Regions from separate parts of the Mus musculus genome. Here region 1 is linked to region 2. A link is a loop called in an ENCODE intact Hi-C map of the cell type or tissue named here. Cell type or tissue: left cerebral cortex. All regions are shown on one strand. Each heading gives the region's core, and the rest is flanking DNA. Links, peaks and the distances in the headings are about the cores only.

Region 1 (15,983 bases), core at 4,527-12,526, 100 kb after region 2:
CATTTCAGTCCATAGGTGAGTGGCTGAGCCAGCTATTACTTAGCGCTCACAGTTCTTGGGAAAACCCTTGAGGCATCCGTTGCTAGCCAGCTGCTGCAGAGGAGGTTGAAGCCCACAGGCGTTTATTTATTTATTGAAATGGCCTGCTGACCAGCTCTGAGGGGGCTGTGCTGACTTCTGGCATACATTCTATATTCAGCATGGTCAGCTATTTCCTCTTGTGCTGAATCAGCAGGCACCAGGCTGGGATAGGATGAAGGAAGGAAGGAAGGAAGGAAGGATTCTGCCAGCCTAGCACAGTAGTTTTGTGTGGTCCAGGTGGGAAGGGTTCTGAATACATCCAAACCCATGAGCCCTGGGTCTCCTTGGGCTCCAGCTGGGAGGGTTCTCAAGCTCTGGGATGCTAGAGCTGCAGAGAGACACCAGTCTGAGCTCAGGGCTGCGCAAACACAGCCTGTTCTGCTGGGGGCTCAGCCACCCCTATGGCACGTGACCCTGGTCTAGTCACAGTATTTCAAAGCCTGGCTGCTATGACTGGTTTCGGGATGACACACAGTGGGAGGACTCTTGGGGGTGAGAGGGGATAGTCCTAGTGCCTGTGTTTTAGAAGAAGCTGGTCGGGCGGTAGTGGTGCATGCCTTTAATCCCAGCACTCGGGAGGCAGAGGCAGGCGGATTTCTGAGTTCGAGGCCAGCCTGGTCCTCAAAGCGAGTTCTAGGACAGCCAGGGTTACACAGAGAAACCCTGTCTTGAAAACAAAACAAACAAACAGGAGAAGAAGAAGAAGAAGAAGAAGAAGAAGAAGAAGAAGAAGAAGAAGAAGAAGAAGAAGAAGAAGAAGAAGAAGAAGAAGAAACAGCAGCAGCAGCTGATTTTTTTTGGTGACTGTCCCTGATAGGTACCTGGGACCAGTGTCTCAAGGAATCGAACTGTGTGAATGGAACGGAATAGAGCAGAGGTGTCAAGGGTGCATCCAATCTTTCTTGGAGCTAGTTCTAGCTTTTCGGCAGTATGAGTCAGTATTTTTCCTTTTTTTTTTTTTTTTTTTTTTTTTTTTTAAAGACTGAGTCTCATTACATAGCTCAAGCTGTCCTCAAACTCATGATCCTTCTGTCCCAGCCTTCAGGTGCTAGGGTTACAGGTGTGAGGAACTCACCCTCACCCTGGCTTTATTCTCCTGTGACTCAAGTCTGGCAAAAGTAACAGGGCTGCACAGTCACCATCATAGAAAACCTAGGCATCTTTGTAAACTGGGACACCTCCAAGCTCCAAGGCCATCAGATACCCCAGGCCCACTCCTCCCCATCCTGCATGCTTGTACACACAAGATTGACAAGACCATGTTTTTTTTTTTTTTTTTTTTTTTTTTTTTTTTTTTTTACATGCAGCAGGCATGGGCAGTCCCAGAGCAGGGAGCTCATGCAGATGCAGGGACTTGGCTCCAAACAGTAAATGCAGAGAAATCTCCCAGGGTAGGCACCTTGACGCCAGCTGATGGCATACAAGTCCCCCAGAGTCCGGCGGCGACCCACAGACCGGGGCAGAGAGCAGTATCTCCAGGACACTGGTCAGGAAGCATGTAGAAGGAGGGCAGAAGGCAGCGTTAATGGGAGCATACTCCAGGGCTTGTAAGCCTGACAGCACCTAGCAGTGTTCTCCTGGGAGGGATCTACCTGAGTATACCCCCAGCCCCAGCCATCCTAGAGAGGACAAATGCCTGGGGAATGAGCTTCAGTGTGACCGAAGAGGTACTCAGCAGTCATTCTATTCTGAGAATGTTATACTGAGACACGGTCACGGGAGCGGAAAAGAAAAATGCTAAACCTGCGGGAAAATGTGCTCTTGCCTGTGTGGGAAAATCTCAGCCTCCCTGAGTGTGGCTCCACATCTGTGAAACGCTAGCTCCTTCTCAGGCGAGCCATCACAGACTGGAAGGGGACACGGGCTGTCTGCCTTGTAGCCCCTCCCTTTAATCTGTGCTCGCTCTGTGGTAACCTGGGCTAGCTTTGCCCCCAGCTCCTGGAGGGACCCTGAAGCAGAGCACACACACACTGCAGAGTGTCACTGCAATCCAACTAAATGCAAAGCCACTGTAATCTTTGGATGTATACATTTAGGGTTTCTAGACCCCTCCTTTGCCTTCTTTCCCAACATACTTGATTTGCCTCTGTGCTCCTCAAAGCCATCCACTGGAATCCAGCAACACTCACCCCCAGGCAGGATGGGAACACAGACCTCAAATGCTCCCATGGTCAGCAGAGAAGGAGGGGGCTTTAAGAGGTGACTCCGGCCCAAGATTGCACTGCATGCAGCAGAGGTAAGATTCACACTCAGGTTTGTGTGACTCCTAGACACTCTGCTATAAGAGGCACTGAGGGCCTCTGCTTTAGGAAGCTCCCACAGGGGAGAGGAAGTCTTCGGCCTTGGGCACTGCTGGAGTGTCAGGCATCACTCCAAAGAACATCTACCACAAACATGTATGTCCCCAGGAAAAGGAAGTGTGTGGGAGACACAAGGGGACACTTAAACCAGCAGAAAAAGTCACATGGTGTTGAAACACATGGGGTTGAAAGTTTTGCAAGTGAGTATAGACAGTTAGTATAGCACCACAGAAATGTTAGAGAGCAGTGGGCTGTCAGCAATCAGGCTGGGGGGGGGGAGGGGCGGGGAGGGGCTCATAAAGGGGTGGGGGCCCAGCTTTGGCAAGGCTCACCAAGGGTAGCTCCCACAAGCCCATGGGGGAAGTACAGGCTTGCCTTATAGTTCTAATTCCATCCTGCTCACAGGCTCTAAATCCTGAACTAGTGGGCTATCAGTCCTTGAGCAGAGGCTGCCAAGAAGGGGTGAGGAGGAAGTTCCCCCTACCTTCCTCAGGCTGGAGGGAGAACTCATCTTGCACGCCATCCTGGCCTTCCAGGCAGGTTGCAGGGACCCAGCCCTGCTCTTCAGCAGTGCTGACGAACCACCAACCTGCAAGCAAGAAGAGTTCAGGGTGCTGTCAGTGAGGCGAAGCGAGAATGCAATAATCCAGCTGTCCTTTGGCATGTGAGGACTGTCCCAGAGGTGTCCTGAGGGAGGCAGATCCGCACACAGGACTCCCTCATAGAAAGGGTATAGGACACACCTAGGTAGACTTTACACTTAATGCAGGTGACTTCTGCCAATAGGATGCCAAAGCTGTGAACAGTTAGCTATGACTGTGTAGGGATCCTGACAGGGAAAAGCTCTGGACGTGTTCAGCGCAACCACATTTTTTTTCCTTGTCTTTTTTCTATCCATGGTTGGTTGAATGCAAGGATGCAGAATCCACAGGTGTGGAAGCTGGCTGTGTATTCTGCCACTCAACTGTTGGTGTTCAGGTTAGGCTAAAAAAAAATTCCTGGTTCACTGTGTAAAATGAAACTGTCAAGAATAGCTACAAGTTGAAAAAAAATAATTAAAAAAGCTAGCAAGAAGAGAAACTTTCTCCCAAGCCTGGGACAGAAAGTGAGGACGCTTGCTCCAAGCAAGGAGACTATAGCACATTTTCCATTAGTAGAGTGTGCAATGGACACTGTGTATATAATGGACACTGTACTTGTATTATTCCATATCACTGTCACATTATGGTCCTCATTGCACAATGAAGAAACGGAGCCACAAAGAGGGTCATAAGAGGTGACCGTTTGCATCAAATTGTTGTGGTCCACATTTGATCCTACAGGCAGAGGCCTCCAAAGGTACTCTGCATGGCAAGGAGCCTGGCTGCAGGTATGGCGCATGCTTGGCAGGGTTTGCAGCCATACCATATGCTCTCTGAGGATGGGCTGGTGTGTGCCTAATGGTTGCTACCTAGAGATGCTCATGTTCTATTCCCTCAGTATCTGTGGTTTCTACACTTGTGTTTTCCAACCATGAAATAATAATAATAATAATTTAAAAAGACCCTAAAAACTCCTCTATGGGTACTGAATGCACAAACCCTTACTCTCTGAATATTACTCTCTAAAGCCAGTGGTTCTCAACCTTCCTAATGCTGTGACCTTTTAATATAGTTCCTGTGTTATGGTGAAACCCACCCCCCCATAAGATTATTTCATTGCTACATGATAACTGTAACTTTGCTACTGTTGTGTATTGTAATGTAAATACCTGATAAGCAGGATATATGATATGTGACCCCAAAGGGGTCACAACCCATGCTGATCTAAACAAACAGTAAAATAACTATTCACATGGTACCTACATTACCCAAAGCTTAATGTCACCTCAAGAGGATGTAAAGTGTGTGGAGGCTGTGGACAGGTCAGAAGCAAACACCCTAGCTGTTTATATAAGGGACCGGAGCATTATCTGCCCAATACATCCTTCCTAGCACCCCACCCTGGTGGCCCAGGGAATGGGCACTTCTTCCTTCATGCCCATGCTATCTCTTTGCCATATAGCTTGCATACACTGCTCCTGAGAACTGGAAAACAATACAGACTTAAGAACAACAGAAATCTAGCTCTGTAGAGACCTGGGGGCAAATAGTGAGTCACTTGGAGTCTTGTTCGTTCGGTGACAGCACAGGGACATATATTTTCCAGTTGTCATCGTGGGTCACTAGTCCCATAGCTCTCGTGACTTAAGTGTCTGGAATACAACTGGGGCACTTTAGGCCTCAGGAGACTGGGATGCAGTGGCTCTGTGTCCTCCTCCTGCCTGCCCCTTGCATTTGCCTTTTCTACTCAAGGCAGGCATGGAAGCGAGGATTTCCCTCTCCCAAGGGAAGTCATGGAAGCTAAAAATAGGTTCTAATCTTTTCCACCTCGGACCCCCTGGCTATAAAGAAATTAAATTATCTGACCCACTTTGATAATAGATTATAAAATTCCATTTTGGAAGAGTTCCTACCCCATACTCTGAAATAAACTCAGAGGCCAAAAAAAAAAAAAGAGCCTGGCTAAGCAGGCCTGGCTGGCTTCCTCACTGCCTATTAGCATTTGATCTGACCCCTTTTATTTAGTCACAGGTCAACACAGCTGTCAATTGTGCCTCTGCAATGAAATTGCTGAGAACTCCAGGGGTCTGGAGAGCTTGCTGAGCACAGAAATTCCTGCAAGGCAGCATCCACAGAGACTGTGGAAGCACAGTGCCTCTCCTACAACCTGCCTGTGTATCCATCCCTTCACCTGTATCCTTTACTGCATCCTTGGCGAGGACCCTGAAAGCCTGTTTTCCTTGATCATGTGAGCAACTTAATAGTTCAAGAGAGGGGCCTGCAGACCATGCTTGACAGCTAGCTGTAGGAAGGGCAGGCAGAACAGCTGGTTTGCACCTGGCTGAGGCATTGAGGGATGGCCTGAAAGACAGCCTAGGGGACCCAACACACCGCTAGGTGTGCAGTGTCAGAACAGAATTGCCCTGACAGACAATTTCCACTCCATAAGGGAGTGCTGCCTGCTGTGGGAAAAAACCATCACATCTTTTACTGTCACAGAAGTCACCTTGAAAGAGTCAGAGCACAGGATACTGAGATGACATCAGAGTAATCCTTCCTTCCTTCCAGGTCATCAAAGCTAATGGCTTTTAGATTGCATAATTATGGAGGTTTGTTGGCTACCACCAGCCTCCTGACTAATGGTGACCTGACCTGGAGGATGCCGGAAACACTGTCTTCCGGTATTCTTGGAAGCAGGGACTATCCCTAGATTGCACAGTTAGCGTCTGCTTGACTAATGCTGATCTCATGATTCACATGAATAATAGTAATGTAACTTGAAGGATACTGGAAGCACTGTCCTCCCACAGCTATGTGGACTTAACTGGCCACTGGGCTATCACAGACCTTGGAAGCACAGTGAATCTCCCACAACCTGCCTGTGCATCCATCCCTTCACCGGTATCCTCTACTGTATCCTTGACAATGGTCCTGAAAGCATGAAGGCCCCTAACAAAATGATGAGCTACTGGGAACCCTTGGAGAGAGGGGCTGCTCACCCCGTGCTTTCCCTGCATGGTGTGATGGTTGCTCAGCAGCAGGGATGGAAACCTGTATTTTCTGGAGCACATGTTGTGTGCCACATTCAGGTTTAGGTGCCCTTCCTATCATTTACTCTTTTGAGAGTTCCCTGACAGTCTTCTGTGTCCTGTAGAAGACAAAACTAATGTGCTGTGTAGAGTCCTGGTGGCATCCAGGTTCCCTGTCTTAATCATCTCACCGTGGGTGGATGTGGCCAGTGGCCCTAGGATGACAGGTGGGTTGAGAGACAGGCAGATGCCCATCTTCTCTGAAGAGTTTCTTCTAATTTGTTTTTGATAGTCAGTCTCTATGGGACTCCTCTCTCAGATCTGCAGCTTTCTTGGGGATTCCCAAGGAAAATTAACACAGAAAATTCTCAAAGGAGCGCTCGACTCTGTCCATAAGTATTTGAAAACCAGCACTGTTTATGGGAGCAGGCCTCAAACAACGGCAACACCCAGTCCAGCAGGCTCCTGAGACAGTGGCCATGAGCCCTCAGTGGCTCTGGGGGTGATATAGTTCAGGGTACGGGAAAGGTGGTCCAGGTCCTTACCTGACTCATTCTTCTCAATGATGTCCACTACTTGGCCCACACTGAGGCTGATCTCTGAGCTCTCCTGCTTCTGATAGTCTGCCACTACCACATACTGCTCCAGGACCATAGGGTCCACTGAGGTCGGGTCATTCCCTGAGGACAGCAAATGCCACCAAACATCCCATTAGCCCCAACAGTCTTTGTTACAGGATTTGTCTCATGCCCCAACTCTTTATCCTTGTATCCTCTCATTCATTTTCTTACTCAGGCACTAATGTTTACCAAGAGCACTGGGGGGGGTGGGGTACCAAGAGGTTCCAAGTAAGTAAGATGAGGCGTATGCCCAGAAGCTGGCTGCCTTTGGGGAGCTCAAGGGGATGGTTTAAATTAGCTTGAGGTCACCACCCAGCCTGTCTCATCCATCCAACTTCATCCTAAGCCCACCTACGAACTCATAGGTCAACCGTGATGCTCTACATACTTTTGTTGACACAAAAATAGATGAAATGGATTCCTTCCAGCTTCAAATAACTCAAGGAAATGGGGGAGATAAACAATGAGAGATATGTGTATACATACATACGAACAAGAGATCAAATTATATTAGCATGGATACCCAGGATGGCAGAGAATGAACAGGAAAGGCAACACTGTACTAAATGAGTGGTCAGCAAGACTTCCTAAGCAGAAAGCAGAGACCCATGAGGGAAGGTGTCCTGGGAGTCAAGGAGGATTGGGCTCCTCTATGATAGAGAAGGCCTGGGAGCCTTCAGGAGTAGAATGAGGTTGGGAGGCAGAGTTCTGCCAGGTAGTAGGCAAGGTAGTGAGAGAAGTCCCCAAGGAAAGCATTGGTCTGAGGCCGAGGACTTGGTAAGTTTGGATTTTTAAATCTTGAATTAAGGCAGGGAATGGCAGGATGTACAGCTGGACAAGTGTCTCTGGCTGTCATGTGCAGAGAGGCAGAGGCTGGTAAGGGGGAGAGCACCCAGACTGAGGGTGTGAAGTCGTTAGGCAAGAGGAAATCGTGGCATTGGAGCTGGGCAGTGGTCCCAGGAGGGGAAAGTGTGGGAAGAGTTTCCAGGCAGCCTGCTTCCCTGGTGAGCAGTGTGTGCGTCACACCCTGGAGCTGTGAAGCCCTGCTGCCCACTAAGACAGATGGGCATGCTCACAAAGACACTCCACAGAAGACTTAAAAGGAACATCTCCGTTCAGAGACGTCAAAGAGAAGGAGGCAGCGTGACGTGTGTGTGTGTGTGTGTGTGTGTGTGTGTGTGTGTGTGTGTGTGCCTGCTTCTTGGCTCTGTGAGCAGGTTCTGGTCATTGACCCTTCTAAGAAGGCATATGATCAGGGTATACCCTAACCACCTGCACCCGAGTCTCCACTGGGCAGGATGAGGGGAGAGGAGAGATGCAGGATGTAGGTGGCAAAGAAGGCTAGACGGGAGAGAGCCTGGAAAAGAATGTCCTTCACCCCCATGGGCTGCAAACCATTGCAAACCTTTCTGGTATCATTGTGCTTGAGGTGGGCACTGCCTGTTACAGATATAAACACACTGAAGATAGTAAGTGACGTGTCCACGGGCTCCCCACCCGGGCTTGGAAATGGATGGCGGACCATAGATAGATAGGGAAGAAGGTAATGTCTGAGGTCATCCGGCTTTCTTTCCTTAGCAGTTTCTAGGTCCACCACAGAATCTAGTCACGATGTGTCCTTTCTTTATATTTCTCAGAGTCTATTATCACTCTTTCTAGCTCTCTGTCTTTAACTACCTTCTCACAGTTCAACAGTCCACCAAAGCCAGACAGCTACATAGGCTGGTGGTCTGACCCTACTGGAGAGAACTTCCCACCAGGTTAACCAGGCAAGTTCTGCTACTGTAGGACCCGATAATGCAAGGGGTCAACAAGTCTAAGGTGCTGGCTCTCTGGAGTTCTTAGCCACTGCAAATAAGGATTCTTTTATGTTCAACAGCACAAACCAGAGTCCACACGGAGTAGAGCCTGCTTGAGGGCCAGAAAACCCTCATGCTAATGGGAGCCACCTTGTCTTGATTTCCTGATTGGTCTTTGATGCCAGCCTCAATCCACCATATTGTTCACGAGTCTTCAGGTAGACAATCACTTGGTTCGATCATCCTCCACAGGCAATGCTCTGCTATTGTGGCTCTCACCTCACATAAGAAATGCCCAGTGCCTGCAAAGCTCTGCTTGATCTGCCTGGTAACCAGTGAGAACACATCCCCACACCCCACTCCAGAGGGCAGAAGGGAAACTTATCTCCTGTTCTTATTATTCTACACTAACAAGACTGCTGATCTGAGGCTGGCTACATTGAACATTTGGGAAAACACCTTTCCACTTGGGAATAGTATGAGATTTAGAATCAGTTTGTGGGTCTAAACAGAGGTATGTACAACTGCTTGATGTTCTTATGGAAAGAGGCTTGCCCTGCTTCACCTGTTCATTTCTCCTGGCCTCAATGGGAATGTGATGGCTGGTGCTCCAGCAGCCATCTTGGACCAGAAGGTAACCTTGAGAACACTGGCCCGTATGGCAAAGCTGTAAGGTAGGCCCCTGATCCTTTACCATCAAATGCTACGCCAAGCTCAGCTATCTTTTGTGTTTGAACTAATAAACACTATTGAATCGTTTCAGCTATAATCCTTTAGAAGTTTCTGTCACCAGCAGCCAAATCTACCTCACGTTTGTATGCCTTACCTAGCCATGTTGAGCCAGCAGCCTTAGCGCTCCCTATTTCTCAGAGCTTGAAGCACATGCTGTTCTCTTTTCGAGAGACAGTCTTCACCAGCCGTTGGCATCCCTGGATCCTTTCCTCAAGGGCACCTGCGTTGACCCCTCTGACAGCCTGGCATTGCCTCTGCAACTTTTGTTCCTTTCTGGTTTGCTTTTTAATTAAAACTATATTTTAAAGATCAATTTGAGTTGTGTGTAAATGTGTGGGTATGTGCACACACCGGCTGACTCCCATGGAAGTCAGAGGACCACCCAGCGCTAAAGTTACATGCAGCTGTGGGCAGCCTGGTGTGAGTGCTGGAAACTGAGCTTGGTCCTTCAGCAAGAGCACAAGTGCTCTTAACTACTGAGCCATCCCTTTGGCCTCTCCATGTTACTTAAAAAAAAAAAAATCAACTCCATGCATTTCCCTGTCTCCCTGTGTATGTTTCCCTGCTGTGGTTTAGGTATCTGTGTTCTAGCAGGAATCCTCTGGTTTGCAGGCTTCTAAAAAATTAATTAATTAATGTGTATGAGTATTTGCCTATATGTGTGTGAATCAAATGCCTGCCTGATGCTTGCAGGTCAGAAGAGGGCGTCGGATCCCTGGAACTGGTTCTGAGCCACAGTGTGGGTCCTGGGAACTCACCCTGGGTCCTCTACAAGGGCGTCAGGTGATCCCATCTACTCTGAAGTGTTTTTAAAGTGTTTGTGGGTAAGGAGGAAGAAAAGGAGAAAGAGGAAGAGGAGGAGGAAAGGTGAATACTATAATATTATTGTTGGTGACAGACTGCATATGACCTGTAATGTGTGAATTATCTATATATTATTTGGCCCTTTAGAAAAAGTTTGTCAATTCATGATCTAGACCACGAATGGAACCCAATGGAGCTCAATAAAAACCCAAATGGAATATTTTAAAACTTGGATTTAATGACTTCTTGTCTAGGTCCGTGGGGACTAGCACTGCCAAACACACAGTAAATACTGAGTGACAGAATCGGAAACCATGAGATACGAAGCAGAGGGCAGAGTGCTGGCCTTTGGTTACATGAGCAGAGCTCAGCAGAGCACAGGGCTCAGGGCTCGGGTTTGGGGCTTTAGGCTATAGTCCCTTTACTGAGACATGCTTCAGAGGTAAGAGCAGGGAACTGCTTCCAAGTGTTGCTTCCAGGACAAGTTGTGCACATTTTACTCAGAATACCCCACTTATCAACACTGGTGACAAAATGTATGGTTTCAGGTGATTAGACAGGAGGCTTAAATGAGGCTTTAGGGGGCTGGAGAGATGGCTCAGCAGTTAAGAGCACTGAGTGCTCTTCCAGGGATCCTGAGTTCGAATCCCAGAAACCACATGGTGGCTCACAACCATCTGTAATGGGATCCAATGTCCTCCTCTGGTTTGTTTGAAGAGAGCAACAGTGTACTCACATACACAAAATAAATAAATAAATCTAAAAAACAAATAATAATGAGGCTTCAGACCATTAGGTGCGACATAGAGACGCTAGCGGTGGAGTGTGATATTGCAACTAAGCCCCATTATGCATGGTACCAGGAACATCTCTCTCAAGGCAAATAGGTTCTAGATATTGCCACAGAGGCAACCAAAAGATTCCTAGTTGGGCATTAGTAGCTCATGCCTTTAATCCCAACACGTGAGAGGCAGAAGCAGGCATATCTCTGAGTTTGAGGCCACCCTGGTCTACAGAGTGAGTTCCAGGAGAGCCAGGACTACACAGACAAAGCCTCTTTCGAAAAACCACAAAAACAAACAAATGAACAACCCCCTCCTCCCCCAAATCCTCTAGGCTATGTTACATAGCCCACAGGAATGAATAGTAGAAGAGTTATTCTGTCATTAATGCTAAAAAGCATTCTTAAGCCACATAGTTGCCTATTGTACCAGAGAAACTTTTGAGTTAGGTGTTTTCTCTTTCTGATGATATGTCTTGAATTTTTAAAATGTTGACTAAAGCCAAAGTGAGACTTTTCCTTCCATAAGCTCACTAAATTGCCAGGCTTGTTGGAAGATTGTGAAAATAAGCAAAAATCAAGAAGAAATGTTCTTGCAAGCCTTCAGACAACCTTCTTAATTGTGGTGAGATTTTTTTTCCCCCTGTGGGATGAGCAGGATTTGGGACCACATAAGTCAAGTCTGCAGGAGCCAGTTGGCTGTGACTGGGCAGTGCTGGGGACAGACAAGCCTTCTCCCATCCAAGGTTTGGTATTGAAAATGCAGGGGTAAGGTCTGTTTTTAATTTAAATCTCTCTTAAATTCAGTCAAGAAAACCGGCTCTAAAATCAAGGCAGTGTCCACCAGTCAGATAAACAAGGAGCCTATGGAGGGTTCTGACTCTGAATAAAAGAAGGCGCCGAGTTCCAGCCAGTGGGGCTATAAATAAACCTGGCCCCATCACGGCAGGTGAGTGATATCAACCACGGTCACCACAAATTAGAGCCTCTGTTCACTTTCCCAGACAGATCCCTCATCAAGCCTGCTCCAACTGGACACTCTTATTTTCACCAACCAGAGCTGTCTCTTCTCTCTCCCTTCTCCTTCTCCCCAGCTCCTTCCAGGGGAGTCTCTGCATAAGCAAAGCCAGAAACTCCATGACCAGCCCAGAGCGGCAGCTGCTCACTAATCTTTGCTAAGAAAAGAAATGTGTCATTATCCTGGCTGAGAACCAGTTGCAGCTTTAGCAGGATGCCACAGTGTGGCCAGTGACCACTAAACCCCAAAGGAGAGCCAGATGTAGTCAGAGAGCAAAGCAAAGCAGGCTGGGGTGGAGGAAAGAGGGATGAGGTATGGTTTCTATCCTCACTTTCTGCCATGATCAGACTAAACTGACCTAGGCCTGCTCCCAGGAGGAGAGGGAGAGCACAGGCCTGAAGTGTGGACGGAGTGCTAACGGGGACATCTACAGGCTTGAGTCATAGGAGGGATAATTGAACAGCATCAACTAGATAGCACTATTGAAGGGTTTTACATCTATTATTATAGACCCTTTGACAATCCTATAAAGAGCATCTCGTGCATGGTGAGTATGAGGTATGTGTGTGCCTGTGTATATGTGTGTGGTGTGTATGTGTATATATATGTATGTGTGGTATGTGTATGTATGTGGTATATGTGTATGGTATGTGTATAAGTGTGTGTATGTGTGTTATGTGTATGTGTGTGTATGTGTGGTGTGTGTGTGTGTGTGTGTGTTTGTATATGTGCACATGTGTGACTATGCACATAAATGGAAGCCAAAGCCTTGTGCTTGAAGGTGAGTGCTCTACCACTGAGCCACACCCAGGCCTGGATGTCATACATGAGGAAACTTAGTTTTCATTTTAGGAATCTCTGCCTGTGACCCTCCCCATGCATGGAGCCCCTAAAACGTCCTAGAGTTCAAAGAGATTAGAGGCCAGGGCCCCAGAAGCTCTGAAACCCACATTGGCTGTAGGGCCAGAAGGAGCATAGGTAGTAAGAAGAGATGGACTAGTGACCGTCGTCTTTAGAACATGCCTTGTCTTTTCCACGACCACCTCTGCCAGAAGAGCGAATCATCTCAAGAATAGAAAGGCAGGCAGAAGCAAGCTTCCTGTATGGAAGGAGCCCAGCAGGGTTTGAGTGACAGGTATCAACCTGCCCAGGCAGTAGGCTGGTAGAGGCTGTCAGAGGACCAGGCCCAGATCTGCCCCCGAGCCCCAGTGCACAGTGTCTTCTCAGTCTTGTACTCCCTGAGCTCACCCTCAGTCCCCACGACTCAGGGTCCCTACCTTACCCCTGCCCCCACTCTCACCCTTACAGCACTGCAGAAGGCTCTGAGTGTCCACATTCCTTTGTACAAAGTGGCATGGAGACCCAGAACCCTCTGCAGCATGGTTAGGAAGATGCCTGTCTTCCCACACCACAAAGGTACTCTCGTCTTATCACTTCGTAGTGGTTTTGGCAAAAGATGAAATAGGCCTCATCAATCAATCGCCAGCTCATCCACTCATTCTGCTGATCATCTCCATGTGCAACTAATCATCCATTGTTCATCCATCCCTCTGTCTGTCTATCCACCCACCCATCCAACTACATATCCAGTCACCATCCATCTGTCCATCTATCCCTCTGTCTACTGCTGTGTCCCTAGCTTGGAACCTGGGCACATGGCAGGAATGAAAGGAAGGAAATGGGATCAATGCTTACCTGATTTCTTCTTCCCAATATGCTCCCTGTGTAGGAGACAGGGGTGAGAAAAGAGCTGGTCAGTCCTTGTTATGTATTGGGCTGAGATTCCATTAGGACGATGACAGGCTCCACCCCACAGCATCCTCAGGGAGAGAATGAATCTAAGCCCACTCCAGGAACCCAGGCTTCTTCTAAGAAAGACCCCCCTCTTCAGTTCCGCCTTTATCTAATAAGTGTTCTGGATCCTTGGACCAAGGCTTCTATGCATTTGGGGAATGGAGACCGTAGGAAAAATTCTCAGTCTACCCTGCTATCACCCTCTTTGATAAGCATGGTGGTCATGTAAAACAACTTCGGATTAGGGACACTTAGTCAAGTTCCATTGCCTGCTAAATGGGATTTTTACCCACTTATAGTGGCTATGAAGCCACAGGCAGTGAGGCCTTGCAGGGCTGAGGCAATGAACTCTGACTTAGTTTGCAGTCTGCTGACTCTGGGTCCCAGTGGGTCTAGAAAGGTTGGCGGGAGGGGACGAGGGAGGACGTGTCACCTGGGGAAATCCACAGACTGACTTACTCTTTGGGAGGATTCAGGTCCTCAGGTCTTGTCTCGAAAAACTGCAGAACCTCATCACACTGAGAGATGTAGGGGGGCAGCTGGATCAGGGCCTAAAGCAGAGATGGGGTGAGTCCGAGGAAGGAGAGGGTATCCAGAACGCTGTCGCCAGTGGTTCTCAAACTCAGGCAGGCACCAGGACTGCACAGCGGGATTGATTCCTAACACATAGGTTGGGGCTCACCGAAGCTTTAGCAGGCCTATGGTGAGGCCTGAAATCAGGGATTTTTAACAAGCTTCCTGGTGATGCTGATGCCTTTGACTTGGAGAACACACACACACACACACACACACACACACACATTCTCCCAGATGTATGGAGAGGATACATTATGCTGGCATCGTGTAAACATTATATATTCATATGTACACAATCCAGCTCATATTATACATGCTCGTTTGGAAAGTGATGTTTTCATTAACAGCGTGAATTCCATTCATTTCATCTTTGTCAACCATATTCTGCTGTCTGCCGGCTCTACCACACCACTGGAGAACATCTGGAGTGTGTCCAACGAGAGTCTGAATTTCCCAAGCTGAGGCTGTAAAGCCCAACAATTTGGATATGGGGTGGATGGAAGTCTCCAGGGTTAGCATGCTAGCCTTCTATTGGCCAGTTCCTAGTCATCTGGAAGAGTGGCTCAGCTGGGTCACGAAAGAGCCCTGCTGTGCTTACCTGCAAGCTGCAAGAAGCCAGGTGAGGGTAAAGGAGAATACGGGCGTTTGTTCTGTGTGCTGACCTACCAAGTATTCATACAAGTAGCTAACAGGTATCTTCTTTGCCTAGTGCCGGACTGGAAAAGAACAAGGTGCATCCTGCTCATCCAAGAGATGGCACCGCACTGAGGGAACTCTGTGGTTTTCAACAAATACTTAACCCTTCCTCCTCTCTTAGCGCTGGATGGGGAAGATGGAGATGCAAAAGGCTCCTCCAGAAGAGGGCATTGGACAGCCTGTGACTGATAGAGCCGGTTCAGGTCCATGTCACTTAGACACAGAGGTGGGGGTGCAACCATGCATATGAGGGATTTATGCAGCCCCTACAGAAGCCTCCACAGCACAACAAGACTCTGCGCCTCCTAGGCTGTGCTCCCTGGTGCCTCTCTTGCACCTCTGGCCTGGTGTAGCCTGAGTAATAAGATGTGCCATGTATTTTCTGCCTAACATCTCTGAAAACTAAGCCTGAATTCACTCCTGCATTGATGCACATGTGATCCATCGAGGCTCAGATGCACATCATGGAGATGCACAGGGGACTCCAGGGTGGAACTGTACCTACGGATCTGAGGGGATTTTGACCCCCTACATCATTTTCCCCTCTGAATTGTGGTCAAATACATACTAATACCAAATTGGCCATTAACTTTCTTCACATGCATAGCTAAGGCTTGAACACACTCCTATTCTCTACCTCCAAACCAGAGCTCATTCCACCTTGCAGAAGAGAAACTGTCCCTGCTAACATCTGTCTCGCCCCTCCTCCACCATTCTCCTCTGTCCCTTTAAGTTTCTCCTTTGTCTGGCTGGTATCTTGTTTACCCATTCAGGGGGTCACCCATGTATATTCCCTTCATCCATCTGTGGACAGGTGGGCCGCTGGATCTACATTTTTAGGGTGCATTGGTGCTGGGGATGAATGAGTCCCAGGGTTAGTGTCACTTCAGCCTGGATGAGCTACTTTCACAAGCGTAAAGTGGAAAGATACAGTGTGAGGTGGGCAATGGTCCTGGAAGCCCCTCCATACTCACTGTCCACTCGCTACCCATCAGCGTGAGAGATGCTGACATATGGCATGTTGATAATGTTTTTGAGATATTCATTTTTATTTTATGTATATGAGTGTTTGCCTGCATGTATGTCTGTGCACCATTTGTGTGACGTGCCCATGATAGCCAGAAGAGGGCATTGGATACCCTGTGACTGGAATCACAGAAAGTTGTGAGCTA
Region 2 (15,983 bases), core at 4,263-12,262:
AACCCTTCTTTATTATTACCACTAACAACAACAACAACAACAAGTCACATTCCTTCTTTTCCAACTTTTCTCAGATCCTCTCTGGCAACGTTTCTTTTAAGACAGGGTCTCACTATGTAGTCTGGTTGATCTCAAACTCACTATATATAGCCAAGACTGGGCTCAAAATTGTGAGCTCCTCTTGGCTCTACCACCCAAGTGCTGGAATTATAGTTATACACCACCACATTCAGCCTTGAGTCTGACAACTTAGATGATCTGAAGTTCCAAAGGAAGTGAAAACTTGAGTCTACTCTACATGGAAGCAAGTAAGTCGTCCTTTAGTGTATGAGTGGATAAATTGTAGAATGCACAATGGATTTTATTCTGTACTATAAAGAAAATGAAGATATGTAGTACTTAATACTGAAAGGAGCCAGTCTGAAGGGGAACTCTGCCATGAATCAAAGTATCTGGCACTCTGGAAAAGGCAAAAATAGTAAGACACTTAAAAAAAAAATCAGTAGTTGCCAGGTGACAGGTTGGAGGAAAGAATAGATATGTGGAACACAGAGGGTCTAAGACAGTAGGGCTGCTCTGTATGGTACACAGATCTACTGGCAAACAGATGTCATTATAAATTTGTGCAAACCCAGAGTGTATAGCATTGCTGGTGACTCTGATGTAATCTATGTGCTTTGGGTGCTGATGATGTGACAACGCTGGTTTACTCATTTCAACGAATATACTGTTCTGTCATAGACACTGATAATGAGGGAAGCTGTGAGTTCAGGGGAAACAAGAGGCTACATGGATATCTCTAATAGTCTGTACAGACAAATAAAAAAATTATACATAGGGCTGGGGAAATGGCAATGAGATTAAGAGCACTGGCTGCTCTTCCAGAGGACCCTGGGTTCAATTTCCAGCACCACGTGGTGGCTTACAAGCATCTGTAACTCTTGTTCCGGAGACCTGACTTCCTTCCTGGCCTCTGGGGAACTAATGCATGTGGTGCAGACATGCAGCCAAAACACTCATGCACATGAGAAAGAAGATTAGAAAGCTGGAGTCCTGAGGACTAGTGGGTGGGGAAGGCTGCCGAGGCAAAGGTAATAGTGCATGGCATAGTGGGGAAAATATGCTCAAAGTATATTACCTGCCTGAAAACAGCCTAATGTGATCCTGTACAACACGTTCACTATTAATACAGGGACATTCAGATACTTCAACACCATAGAGTGCAGCGCAGCACAACACTGCACCAAAGGGAGAAGGCTGTGAGTGAAGCTTGCTCTGACCCATAGCAGCCTCTGATCAAGTCCAATCAATACAGAACAAACCACTGCAGGCAAGTACAAAGAGGCAATTTTGAAACTTCAAGAATTGGCATACAGACATCAGAAAATAAAAAAGCACTAATTTATTTGAGCTGACAGAGAAATGCTACAGAAGTAGTGTTTTGGGGGCATCACAGGCGTGATGATATGAAGACAGGAGTAAACACAAGGACCTAAGGAGTGAGCAAGCACCAGGAGTCCTGGCTGAGGCTGAGCAGAGAACAGCAATGGGAACTCCAGGAGCCACAGTGCAACTATGTGAAGAACAACAGCTGAGTGGGATCGAGAGAACTGTTACACACCTACCTGACTGAAAAATCACAGCCTGGGAGAAGAGAGGCAAACTTATGACTGTGAAGCTGTAAGACTCTGCTTAGACTTTCATTGCTCCAGAGTCAGCTCGGGTGGGGGGTGGGGCTAGAGAGATGGCTCAGCAGTTAAGAGCTGTTCCTCCAGAGGTCCTGAGTTCAATTCCCACCAACCACATGGTGCCTCCCAACTAACCATAATGAGATCTGATGCCCTCTTCTGGTGTAACTGAAGAGAGCAACATACATAAAATAAATCTTTAAAACAAAAGGGGGAGGGGGGGTACTTGCTGCTCTTTCAGAGAACCCAAGTTCAGTTCTCAGCACCTGCAGCACCAGGAGAGCTGTTGTGTTCTGACCTCCTTGAGCACTAGGTGTATACATGGTGCACAGACATACATGCAGGCAACACCCACACAAACAAAATAAATTCAGACTCATATCTGAAAGACCTATACTAATTATAAAGAAGTAAAAAGGGACAAGTTTAGAAAGAGTAACCACCAGTCTGCAAGACCCCCAATACACACATTTTTATAGCATCAGCATGCATGACACTTTCTGTGTGAGTTAAGCTACTTGGAAAAGTTAAATAACAGAGTTCTGATAAACACTTGTATATCCCAAAGAATAAAGAATTTTAGCATACTTCAATAAATTATGGTGCAATTTAGACATTAAAAAGTCTATTTCTAAATGAAAAAAAAACTTAGTGCATATCTCAGGAAAAAATAAAAAGCTATTTACTTAAACACTTTGGAAGATGGAAATGTTTACCCAAAATCCATATGTTGCTATCACAGGGTGTCAGTGAAAAGTAGTTACTCAATCATAGACAGTATATCCAAGCTTCTTGCCTCTTAGCAGGGTAATTAAAATAGAATCATATCATTCCCTCTTTTCCATCCTTTCCATATCCCCTTAAATTATGACCTCTTTTCTTTTATTATTGTTATATATACAAATATAAATGCACTAAATATGTAATTAAACCTATTGAATTCTTTTAGTGTTATATGTGTATGACTTTAAGGCTGATCACATTCTATTATATAACCAATTGGTAACCCTCCCAACCCCATGAGAGCAGGCCCTGCCCCTCACTGGCTGTAGCACTGGGTGAGCTAGCTGGGGCAGTGCTGGAGAGTTTGCCCTGGTGGTGTGGGTTAACTCAGCTACTATTCAGGCCCAGATACAGACAGGGCTTTGGACCATCCCAAAACATCTACCCCATCTATGAACTGGAGCGATTTAAGGGGCTGTCTTACGGACTAAATTGTGCTGCAGGATCTCCATGACACAGAGCAACAACAGGATATCCGAGAGGAGACCCAGTGAGGATCCGGTACTGACAACGATTCAATGTAATGAGTATCTACAAGTAAAGACTTGCGGACAAAAGGGTACACTATGTGACACATTACAGCTTCCAAGAGGAGATTTTTTCCCTTTGGTTTTTGTTGTAGTTGTCACTGTTATTGTTATTTTATTGGGGGTGGGGGAGTTGCAAGGGCAGAGGAAAGATATGAAGGGACAGGGAGATAAGTAGGATTGGAATACATAAAATGAAATTCACAAACCAATAAAAAGTTAAAAAAAAAAAGGATAATCAATTAGGGGGCACCTCCCTGGGGAAGACTAATTCTCTGTCAGCAATCAGACACATGTATGGGGTGGGGCATTCGGAGACCTTCCCCCCTTCAATATGTCCACTTGTGCTGTCGGTTGCTCAGGTCTTAGGCAGCCAAATTCAATCTATACACTTAAACACAAAAGCAAACACTTCAGAATGCTTACCAATCCTAGTTCTAAGTATGTTATATATGCAACTATATACCTAAACACACACATTTATCTTCAAAAGCATTTACTACTCAAACTATAGCAGAAAAGTCTATATAAGTCTACATATTTTACAGATGGGAAAATTGTTAATGAAATAAGTTTTGTTACATAGCTAGTAAGTAACAATGAAATAACCATTAATCAGATTCCTGAATAAATGTCTAACATAAAGATTAGAGCACACAGCTTATTATGTTAATAAGATGGTTAAATCAAAGAAATGAATGGACTTAGAGAAAAGTGTAAGGCATGACAAATAAGATGCTAGCATGCTGTACAGCCTAATAACAAGACAGTATTTACCAGCAAGTCAAAGACAATCCCTAGCAGTGAAAGATGCAGCCCCACAGCACTCCAAAGGAAGTGTGCCCACTCAGAGAAGCTTACATGCTTTCTGAAAGGCTGCAAACAGTGGCGGAACAAACTTAGTACTGTCACTGTCTGGTCTATGATAACTGGAAGGCGAAGGCAGGTGGATCTCTGAATTCGAGGCAACCCTGGTCTACCTGATGTTGGACTATGTACAACAGCCAGGGCTATTATATACTGTCTCAAAAATTGACTACAACATCGAAAACAAACACAAAATAAGAAAAACAGAGCAATGGAAGATGGAAAGGTTTGCTTTAAGACACCTAGGGCATACTGGGGAGATGGCTCAGTTAATGAAGTACCTGTGTCACAAGTAAGCACAAGTACCTGAGTCCATGTAAAAGGCTGGGCTGACTATGCAAATCAGTGCAGAGGTCACTCAAAAAACTACAAACAGACCTACTGTATGGCCCAGTTAGACGATTCATTCCTGGTATATACCCAAAGGACCCTGTTGTCTACTCCAGAAATACACCTGCTCGTTCATGTTCAACATTGCTCTATTCTCAAGAGCTGGATCTGGAAACAGCTTAGGTGTTTTTCAGCTGATGAATGGATAATTCATGTGGAGCCCAGTGTCAAATCTTTTAGCTGTGTGTTTGACTTAGAGCATCTGTAGAATCCAGGAAACTAGAAGGGACCATTGGTGGGCATCCAACACAGACAGACCTTGGGTTTCTGCCTATACATGCTGGCATATACACATGCATATCTGTCTTCACAGAAAGCCATAGTGCTTATGCACAGGAGGAAGGTACTTTTCCAAAAGCTGACCACTGTGGGGACTTACCCCCTTGGTAAAATCACACTCAGTCTTGGCTGCATTAGGAACTTACAGAAGGTCTCAATCACTACCCCCTGGCACTGAAGCTCAGCTTGTCTAGCAATCCCTCACTATTTCCAAAGTTCTAGTCAGGCTTGTTTACATTATTATATAATATCCTCTGCAGACTTTTTTTTCCCCTCTCACAAACCCACTGTAGGACTTAGCAGAGACAAGCAGCTATCAGGATAAGTACCTGCCAGAATGGGCATCATCTCACCATGCTAGGAAGCCCCAAAGGCTCTCCTGTTGGGCAGAAGGCTGCCAAGTCATCAGTTTGTTGTGATTTCTTATACATACTTTTCTGAAAGTGTTTTTATTTATCTATATTTTATCTAGCTGTCCTGGAACTCACTTTGTAGACCAGGCTGGCCTCGAACTCAGAAATCCGCCTGCCTCTGTTTCCCGAGTGCTGGGATTAAAGGCGTGTGCCACTACCGCCCGGCTCCTTTATTTTTTTAAAGATTTGTTTGTTTATTTATTTATTTATTTATTTATTTATTTAATGTATGTGAGTAGTCTGCAGCTACACAGATAGTTGTGAACTTTCATGTCGATGCTGGGAATTTGAATTTTTTAGGACCTATTTGTTCCAGTCAATCCTGCTCACTCCAGTCAACTCCACTCGCTCAGTCTCTGCTTGCTTCAGCCTAATGATTTATTTATTATGATACATAAGCACACTGTAGCTGACTTCAGACACACCAGAAGAGGGTGTCAGATCTTATTACGGGTGGTTGTGAGCTACCATGTAGTTGCTGGGATTTGAACTCAGGACCTTTGGAAGGGCAGTCAGTCCTCTTACCCACTGAGCCATCTCACCAGCCCCTCTGGCTACTTTCAATTAGGCTTCAACATATTTCACTGGAGCCAGGCATGGTGGTTTACCCTTCTACTACTATCGCTTGGGAAGTAGAGGCAGGAAGACAAGGAAAGGCCAGCCTCAGTTATATGTTGTGTTTAAAGCCTGTCTGGATTATGTAAGACTGTCTCAAAAGGACCAAAACAAACAAACAAACAAACCTGCCTACAGAAATTTGTAAAGATAAAAAATTAAACTGGTTGCCAAATACTAAAAGTAGCTTAATTACATGCCATTAAGTCTAATACTTTACTGTTCCAAGCAGTCTTTGAGATTGAAAACCAACCTTGTAAAAAGGCCTTTCTGAGCATGCCTTTATGCTCTCTGTAGGAACATGACTCAAGGCTAAGACTTTTACCAGAGGCAGACTCACATGACTATATTCAAAAGTTAAAAACCAGTATCTTCCAATCAGCAGGATGCTAGGCAGGTAAAAAGCACACACTAGCCTGACAACCTGAACAACCTCACAGCTGAAGGAAATAACCAACTTCTAAAAGGTGTCCTTTGACTTCCACATGCATTATCACACACACACACACACACACACCAGATAATAAATAAAAAAGCACTATGTAAAGACAAGAGTCTTGATCATGATTATAGTTTCATAGTATATACATAACAAAGTGAATCTTTACATACCTGTTGAGTGTTAATGTTTGAAAACGTAAATATTTATATCACACCAGTAATATGAAAAACTATCTTCCTGAAGTAAACAAGGCAACATCTCAGAACTCTAAAATCAAGAGTTTTATCCATATCTTCACCATTAACTTCTTTGTTCTAATGGACTCAGGAGGTTGAAATTTTACTTCTTTTAAATTTATTTATTTTTATTTTATACATGCATTAGTGTTTTGCCTATATTTATGCGTGGGAGGGTGTTACAGACAGTTGTGAGCTGCTAAGTATGTGCTGGGAATTGAACCTAGGTCCTCTGGAAGAGCAGCTAGTGCACTCAATCACTGAGCCATTTCTTCAGTCCCCTGGAATTATAACCATGGCTTCCTATGTCAAAGGGAGGCCTCAACAGATAAGTGTAGTGGACACACTTAAAAAGATGACCACAACCACCAGAGAATTTAAGTAAGAAGAGGAAATAGTGAGGCTCAGGTAACAGAGGATCCTGAAGGGTACCAAGGATGAAGTAGTGAAATCTAATATGAGGGACACGGTCTCTGCTCATACCCAAGTTTGCATGTAGAGCCAAATTTGGGGCATGCTGATTATCTTCACAAGGATTATAGTACCTACTTTTTTTTTTTTAGAATAAAGTTGCTGTAAAGTTCACTATGCTAACCATAGTGAAATTGTCTAAAGGTCCTTGGAAAATCTCAGTAATGTTGCTTCTCTCCCATGGGTTTTTTTTTTAAAGATTTATTTATTATTATACATAAGTACACTGTAGCTGTCTTCAGATGTACCACAAGAGTGCATCAGATCTCATTACAGGTGGTTGTGAGCCACCATGTGGTTGCTGGGATTTGAACTCAGGACCTTTGGAAGAGCAGTCAGTGCTCTTACCTGCTGAGCCATCTTGCCAGCCCTCCCATGGGTTTTAAATTTTAAAATTACACTCTTGAGGGAGTATTTCTCAAGCAGCAATGTAATAAATGAATCAGTTTTAGAAAGTTTCAGCCTTTTGCCTCATCCTGCATGGGCTTCTCTACAAGTGAATCTTAACATCAAAAGGCCATCAACTACCATCTAAGCAGCCCTTGGGAGCAGTCTTCAGGACTGTAGGGCTGCTAAAAAACTAGATTCTCTCCCTGGAAAGACCATGCTGGCGACTGAGTCAGCCTGGCTGCCGCTAGGCCTAACAGCTTTGTTGTCCACTAACCCAGTCAGCAGGACTGTGGCAACTAGAGGAACCAGGCTTAACTTTTCTCCTGGCAAGCAGAGGTCAAAGGCTTAGGTAAATACCTATCACTGAAGTCACCTGACGGTCAAACTAGTATTAAACATTGTGTAACGCTAAGCTGAATTTCTACAGGGGATATTTAATCTCTAGTTCCAGGGTTTCATTTCCTTAAGTGGGCAGAGGAGCAGGTCAGAAGCACTCGCATCTGGTGTCTACTGAAAGCCCAGAAGGCCTTATAGAAGTGGAAGCTGATACAGCTGTTCCCTTGGGATGTGAGAAACCCTGCTTCCTCCCCACCCTCACCCCACCCCCGAACAATAAGGAAAGAAGGTTTTCTTCAGAGACAGCCTCCTGGCTCAGGAACAACCTCCCACCACAGCTATTTTCAGACTTTATCACTCTAATTCAAGAAAAAGCATGACGGCAGCAGAGGAGCAGGCACATTCACAGTTTGTAACATTCAAACATCCACCTTTGTCTCTTGGAGGACAGAAAGAAGAATATGATGTCATTTATGATTAAGCAGTCATCAGGCTCCTTATTAAGGGTGGTTTCATTTCTAAACACTTCAACAGCCAAGGAAAAGTCATCTATGTAAAAGTAACTATCTGTATTATAGTTATTCCTTCATTCCTTAGGACTTTTAAAGCAACCTGGATTTTTGAGGATACATTCTTGCTATGTAGCCCAGGCTGGCCTCCAACAAGTGATCCTCTTGCTTTAGGCTCTCAAGTGTCAAGATTACAGGCATGAACCATTATCTGGCCCTTGCCCATTTCTTGAAGTTTTCGGTTTCTTTCTTTTTTTTTTTTTTTTGCTCTATTTTTAATTTAAAAAAATGCTGAGTGTGTGTATAGTCAGATGACAACTTTGTGAAGACAGTTCTTGTCTTCCACATTGTTTTAAGGCAGTCTCTTGTTTCTACTGTTTCAAAGAATACTTCTGGCTAGATCTATCTTTAACATGGGTCCCAGGGATCACACTCAGGTCAGCAGGCTTGTTTACCAAATGCTTTTTACCTTGGAACCTCTGCTTGCTTATTTATTTATTTATTTATTTATTTATTTATTTATTTATTTATTGGGGGGGGCAGGCAGTGGTGGTGTGTGTCTTTAATCCTGGAAAAGGCAGGTGGGTCTCTGTGAGTTCCTCTGCTTGCTTATTTATTTTTATTTATTTATTTATTTATTTATTTATTTATTGGGGGGGGGCAGGCAGTGGTGGTGTGTGTCTTTAATCCTGGAAAAGGCAGGTGGGTCTCTGTGAGTTCCACAACAGCTACAAAGAGACCCTGTCTCAAACTTTTCTGGGGAGAAGGGGAGGAGGAGTGAATGGGAAGGGAGGTAATAGGGAGAGACTGGAAAGAAAGGAGGGAGCAGCTTAGTCAATATTTTATTTATTCCTGCTTTTTGTGTATGGATGTGTTGCCTATATGTATGCCTATGTGCCACTTGTTTGCAGTGTCCACAGATGCCAGAAGAGGGTATTGGATCCCCTGACCTGAAATTCCAGATGTTGACAGCTGCATGCGGGTACTGAGAACTGAACCAGAGTCCTCTGGAAGAGCAGCCAGTGCTCTTAACCACTGAACTCCACGGACTGCTTTTCTATATGAGACAGGGTCTCCCCTATTTTGTAGCCTTGGCTAGCCTGGATCACTAGGCTGACCAGGCTGACCTTGAACTCAAAGATTCACCTGCCTCTACCTTGTGAGTGATGGGCTCAAAGGTATGCACCACCAAAGTCAGCATCCTGGCCTGTTTTTTAATAGCCTTCAGAGACACCTTAGAAAAACAGAAAGGCCTATCTCTACAAATGTATTTCCTGTCCATTTGTATATTAAGAAAATGTACTGTTTCTCTTAAGTATTAGTAAAAGTCTACCATTTTAAAGTATTTTAGGAAATATGCAAGGTACTAAAAGTATCAGACATAAGCCAGGCAGCAGTGGCTCATGCCTTTAATCCCAGCACTCAGGAGGCAGAGGCAGGCGGATTTCTGAGTTTGAGGCCAGCCTGGTCTACAGAGTGAGTTCCAGGACAGCCAGGGCTACACAGAGAAACCCTGTCTTGGAAAAAGAAAAAAAGAAAATCACACATGGAAGAAACATCAAAGAAGACTTGTATAATCACTTTATAAACTCACAGATTTGAAATTGTATATTGGGTGTGAATCAAAGGTACTTTTGTTACTTTTTAGATTTGAGTCAAATCTCAGTTCCATGATTTATAACCTAGAAAAGATATGATCTTCTCTGTTTCAGTTCTCTCCTGAATAAAATGGGGATTGCTACTAATTTTTTTTTTAAATAAGAGAGTTGACATACATACACCCATTACAACTAACTTTTTTTTTAAATAGGCATATTTTTAGAATTTTTACATAATGACAAAATACCAAACCATGAGAAAAAAGGAACAAACTCTTGAAGAAATTTAAGGCAATTAAAAAAAAAATGCTGTAAAAGCTATGGGAAGAAGCTGTTTACAGACAGGAGGCTATGGGAACACAGCCAGGTCAGAATCTGTAAGTCAAGGGTGGTGCAGGAAACTTACCTGTTAGCACCAGAGTCCAGTGTAAGGGAAAAAAAAAACAAACTCAACAGCTCCAGTGTTTAATTTACTAAGTGCTTTTGGTAGGTCAAGCACTATCATAAATGACTCATAAGAGATTCACCCAACCAGACCCATGTGGACCACAGATGACAAAGAGAAATGAAGGTCACAGAAATGATTTGCTTAAAGCCACATAGCTTTAATCACTACAGGAGAAGCACAAGTGATGTCACAACCTACCACTGAGCAGGTCTAAATAAAAACATCCAATTAAGTAGCTGAATTGTAACTGATGGCTAATTAGGGATATATGACAGAGCTTAATTGACAGGCCCACTCAAGAGATATTATTGATAAGCTTTAGAAAAAAATAGAGAAACATTCAAGGATATCAATGACAAAACCTTATTGCCGACAAGTCTGTGATAATTCATTTGAGAGGAATGCTCACGGTTCTTCCATGCTTATGCAGAATATGTTTTTCTCTCACACAATCTCTCCCCCCATGTGGACCACAAATAACAAAGAGAAATGAAGGTCACAGAAATGATTTGCTTAAAGCCACATAGCTTTAATCACTACAGGAGAAGCACAAGTGATGTCTTTCTTTCTTTTAGTTTTCAATACAAGGTTTCTCTGTGTAGCCCTGGCTATTCTGGAACTTGCTCTGTAGACCAGGCTGGCCTCAAACTCAGGTCCATTCACTTCTGCCTCCCAAGTGCTAAGATTAAAGACATGACATGCTGGTTGATGGGACTGCCAGGAAAAATCATCATTGTCATTGTTTTGGGATATTGAGACAGGGTTTGTTTATGCAGGCCTTGCTCTACTAGACTAGCTAAGTAGACCAACCAAGCTGGCTTTGAACTCAAAGAGATCCACCTATCTCTGCCTCCTGAGTGCTGAGATTAAAGGCATGCATTACTATACCTGGCTCAGCAACATTATTTTTCTTGACAGTTCATGTAGATGGAGCAGAAATCAGACTTAAATATTTAATAGAGATTTGAGTCTATACTTAATAGGATATACAGTGTGTCTATACATGAAACAGATACTTTGTCTTTATAAACTTAAAAGCATTTTAAAACACACTTGTTACATTTATTTAATGTAATTATTGTGTGTATGTGTGTATGCTATAGTGCACATATGGACATCATAGGGCAACTTGAGGGAGTTGGTTCTCTTTCCTTCTACTGTGCTGGTTCCTGGGATTAAACTCACATGTTGGGCTGGAGAGATGGCTCATCAGGTTAAGAGCACCATCTCCTCTTTCAGAGGTACTGAGTTCAATTCCCAGCAACCACATGGTGGCTTACAACCATCTGTAATGGGATCCAATGCCCTCTTCTGGTGTGTCTAAAGATAGCTACAGTGTACTCACATACATTTAAAAAAAATTATATATATATATATACCTCACATGTCATCAGACTTGATGGTAAACACTGCGGAGCCATCTGGTTGATCTCTGTTCCCATGAGCTTTTAAATTAAGCCACAATTTGGAGACCATAATTAGCTACAGATAACTATATTACATATAAAATGAGGAATTCAGAGATCCAGGATTCTAGATTAAAACAACCACAATAGATTCAGTTTGGGAAAAGGGATGTACGCATCAGAAAGAACTGAGTAATACAAAAAGAAGAACCTGTATTCTCTAATGGGGTAGCTGAAGGGGCAGATGGAAACCATGTGACCATCTCCTCCTCTACAAGCATGGAGGAGGTAAAGGATTTAAGCACTAACCTGAAAACTGAAACTAAATGGGCATCCTGAAATGGCGCTCAAATAATTCAAATTCAATAAATGTTGGGGATATAAGCCTGTGCTAAAGAGTTCTCATAATAAATAACAGACAGTCATAAAACAAGGAATGCTTCTTAGAAGCACAACTAATTAGACTATAATGGGGATTTGGAAATTTGGCAAGGCTTATGAGTAAAACATCCTGTATTGGACAAAGAGTCAAAGAACATTCTGCAGATGATTAAATTACTAAAGCACTGCCCCTCTACAAATAAAATAAAAAAGACCTTGGGAAAAACAATGGTGGCATAATAATGAACAAAGGACAACGGTACCTGTAGGTGTTTGTCCCTTACATAAGTCTGAAGAAACAACCCAGAAAGCTATTAACTTGAAAAGCTAAAGAGAAAAACACAAATACATAAATCAAAAGAACAAAGAGTACATATATAAAACTAACACCTAAATCTCAGCATAACACCAAACATTTAATGTTTTGAATCAATGAGACCATAATAGAGTATGTGCACATATCTAGCATCTATGTGTCCCTAGATACATATACATTATGATTCTTAGTCACACTTCTAAAGCAAGAAAGATTTCTTGTATGGCTCAGACTATAGTCAAGGAAAACAATCTTTAAAAACTTTGAAGTTGGGGGTGAAAAGATGGCAGATAAGAGTTGCTGTTCTTCCAGGACATGGGTCTGTTTCCCAGCATCCAAATGACAAAAATAACCATACATAGAAAATAAAAGCACATTTAAAAGAAGAGATTTTATTTTTATATATGTTTGCCTAGCATATATAAATAACCCTGTATGTATGTTTATATGTATGCAATGTGTGTGAATGTATGTGTATACATGTCTGTGTATATATATATATATGTGTGTGTGTGCCACATAACGCAGTGCCTGCAGAAGCCAGAGAGGGAATCAGATTTCCCTGGACCTGGAGTCAGACACTTTCGAGCCACCGAGGGGAACTGAACCCAGATCCCCTACTAGAGCAGCAAACACTGAGCCATCTCTTCTGTATGCTCCCCACCCCAAATATTAATCTTCAAAAATGAACTTCAACTCTGACAGGAAAGTAGTTAAGGCAGTGGTGGCAGCAGCAGCTACCACCAGGTGGGGATGTACACTGCAAGAGGGAAGCAGACTGGGGGCTTGTCTCTAGAGAGAACTAAGTCACATAGAAAGTAGAAAATACCCATTTAGCAAATGTTCTCTTTTCTGAGATTAAGAAACATAAAAATGAACCAAGACACAAACTACAACCAGCTAAAAAGAAGCTGGTCGTGGTGATGCACGGCTTTAATCCCAGCACTCGGGAGGCAGAGGCAGGTGGATTTCTGAGTTCGAGGCCAGCCTGGTCTACAAAGTGAGTTCCAGGACAGCCAGGGCTATACAGAGAAACCCTGTCTCGAAAAACCACCAAAAAAATAAAAATAAATAAATAAAAAAGAGAGAAAAGCTATATATTTATTTTAACTACAATAAAAAATGAGGGTGCTGGAGAGATGGTTCAGTGGTTAAGAGCACTGGCTGCTCTACCAGAGGACCTGAGTTGAAGTCCCAGCACACACATGGCAGCTCTCAACTGTCTTTAACTCCTGTCCCAGGGGATCCGACACCCTCACATAGACATACATGTAGTCAAATTACAAATGTACACAAAATAAAAATAAATAAATTTTTAAAAAATTGAGTAATGTATTAAAAAAAAAAAAAGTCTCTCTCCAGGTGGTCCTCTGCTATGCCCCTTTGTCATCAGGACACCAAACCTACCGTGTGGTAGTGTTATGTTTGCACCGTCAATGATTGCCTGTGCCAGTTCATGATCATTGCTTTCAAAAGCATGTGCAGCGGCCTTCAAGGCATCCCAGATCTCTTTCCGGCCTTCAAAAGCTGGTGCAGTGTCCCAGAATTCATCCCTCTTGCTGCGCAGTTGTCCATCTGTCATGGGATAGTCACTTTTCCATTTTGGTTTCTCCTTTTTCAAAGGCTGGTTACGACCTAGAGCAACTAAAAAGAGAAAATACTAACATCAATATTCACACACACACACACACACTCCCTATTCTTTGTTAAAAGAAAAAAAAAAGGTTACATGGCCATATTCCTATTTCAGATTCTTTTACCATAATTACAGCTAGAGGTTTGCCTTTTTTGCTGATTTCTGGCTAAAATTCTATTTACTAATCTAGAGAAAATGGAGATAGCTAGCTGCAAAAGTTTCTTTTCTGCTTCTTTTTTTCCTTCCTTGAGACAGGGTTTCACACTGTAGTCCTGGCTGGCTTCCAACTCCTCGCAATCCTTCTGTTTTAGTCTCCCAAGTGCTAGGATTATAGGCATGAGCCACTGCACCAGGATGCATAATTTTCAGTAAATCAATAGCTCTTTTCCAATCATATTTCCAAAGGATGATTAAAAATAATTATGGGCTGGGTGGTGATGGTGTATACCTTTAATCCCAGCACTCAGGAGGCAGGCAAGTGGATCTCTGAGTCTGAGGATAGCCAAGAGTTACATAGAGAAACTCTACCTCGAAAACCCCAAAACTAATTAATTAATTAATAACCAACCAATCAATCAATCAATCAATCACAGGAAACTAGGGAGATGGCTTAGTCAGTAAAATGCCTGGGTTACCAGCAGGAGACAGAGACGGGCAGATTTCTGGAGCTCACTGGCCAGCCAGTCTGGACAAAGAAGCAAACTTCACATTTAGTGAGAGAACCCGTATTATAAATAAATAAACAAATAAATAAATAAATAAATAAATAAAGTAGAAAGTAACACACACAGAATTAAACTGTGGGTTGGGAACATAGCTTAGTTGGTGAAGTGCTTGCACTGCAAGCATGAGGACCCAAATTTAATCCCCATGTATGACCCACATAAAATAAAAGTCTGGCTGTGGGTGGCACATTTGTAATCCCAGACAGATCTTCGGAGGTAGAGACAAGCAAGTAAGTCCTTGGAGTTCACTGCCACCAAGCCTCTTCTATTTGCTGAGTTCCAAACTAATGAGGGACCTATGATAACAAACAAGATGATGGCTCCTGAGGCTGACCTCTGGTCTCAAGCACACATATTAACCCCGCCTCATAAACAAGCATACACACAAGCAGTTGAATCTTTGAGTTCATGGCCAGCCTGGTCTACACAGCAGTGTTCCAGGATATCAAGGCCTACAAAGAGAGATCCTGTCTCAAAAACAAACAAACAAAAAACAAAAACAAAACAAACAACGCCGCATGCCTTTAATCCCAGCACTTGGGAGGCAGAGGCAAGCGGATTTCTGAGTTTGAGGCCAGCCTGGTCTACAAAGTGAGTTCCAAGACAGCCAGGGCTACAGGGAGAAACCCTGTCTCAGAAAAAAACAAACAAACAAAAAACCCACAGCAACAACAACAAAGTAACTATAACAAATGTACAACTCTGGTAAAAGGTGTGTACAATGGGTAATTATGAACAACCCCAGGAAAATATGGGGATTTTCCAGACAAAAGTTCTTTTTTGTTCATTAAAACATGCGCGCACACACACACATGCACATATGCCAGCAGCCAAAAAGAGTAAGTATTTCATCAAATTAACAAGGTCAAAATACGAGTGGCAGATGCAGTAACAGAGACACACGTAGAGTAAATGGTGTGAAATAGTTTGAATATTAGGATCTTTGGACATATAGAGCCAAGAAATTTGAACTGAGCAAATCTAAAAAGGCAAAAAGCTACTTTTCAGTGTTCAAGGGAAACAAACCAGACCACCAAATTCAGGAAAATAACTACTAGAGGAAAGCTTCTTCCAGCTCAGAGAGCTCAGAATATCATCCTCTGAAACTCAAACAAGAGCAACTTTGTAAAGAGCTGGTACAAAGGGATGACATTCTTCTCTCTCTCTCTCTCTCTCTCTCTCTCTCTCTCTCTCTCTCTCTCTCTCTCTCTCTCTGTCTCTCTCCCCTCCCCTCCCCTCCCCTCCCCTCCCCCCTCACAGGAATCAAACAGGTAAGGCAGAGGTGGTGGATCTCTGAGTTCCAGGACAGCCAGGGCTACACAGAGAAACTGTCTTGAAAAAACAAAAAATAAAAAAGAAGAAAGTTCTGTACTGGAATAGATGAAGAATTTGAAAGAACAGCAATGCGGTATTTTAGTGCCAATCCAAGAAGAGGAAAAAGGGAGAGGTCACTCCCTTTGGCACAGGTCTCCTTAGAAAATGATACACAGCAACGTGTTAGAACAAGTCTCCGGCAACCCCTGTACC

Evidence for each region. Hi-C counts contacts between places; a loop is a spot of excess contacts. Peaks named below come from ENCODE experiments on the same cell type or tissue, not always from the same donor. Only the 100,000 strongest peaks of a DNase experiment are listed, where the experiment ranks them.
Region 1: it touches region 2 in a loop (11-fold over the local background); 2 of 42 quality-filtered maps call a loop at or near these places.

What each region holds. Positions count from the first base shown.
Region 1 is chr11:32,394,549-32,410,531 of GRCm38, reverse strand. Sh3pxd2b (SH3 and PX domains 2B) reads right to left here. Exons shown (of 13, transcript NM_177364.4): 5 at 13,999-14,090; 6 at 13,441-13,466; 7 at 6,537-6,671; 8 at 2,866-2,970. Among named protein-coding and RNA genes, the nearest start is that of Ubtd2, 53 kb to the left of the region's middle. In left cerebral cortex, for the core only: no CTCF peak of the experiment used is centred there; DNase peaks (open chromatin) are centred at 7,598 and 11,885; H3K27ac peaks cover 906 bases.
Region 2 is chr11:32,496,981-32,512,963 of GRCm38, reverse strand. It overlaps Ubtd2 (ubiquitin domain containing 2), which reads right to left. Exons shown (of 3, transcript NM_173784.4): 2 at 13,503-13,739. Among named protein-coding and RNA genes, the nearest start is that of Efcab9, 23 kb to the left of the region's middle. In left cerebral cortex, for the core only: no CTCF peak of the experiment used is centred there; a DNase peak (open chromatin) is centred at 7,743; H3K27ac peaks cover 972 bases.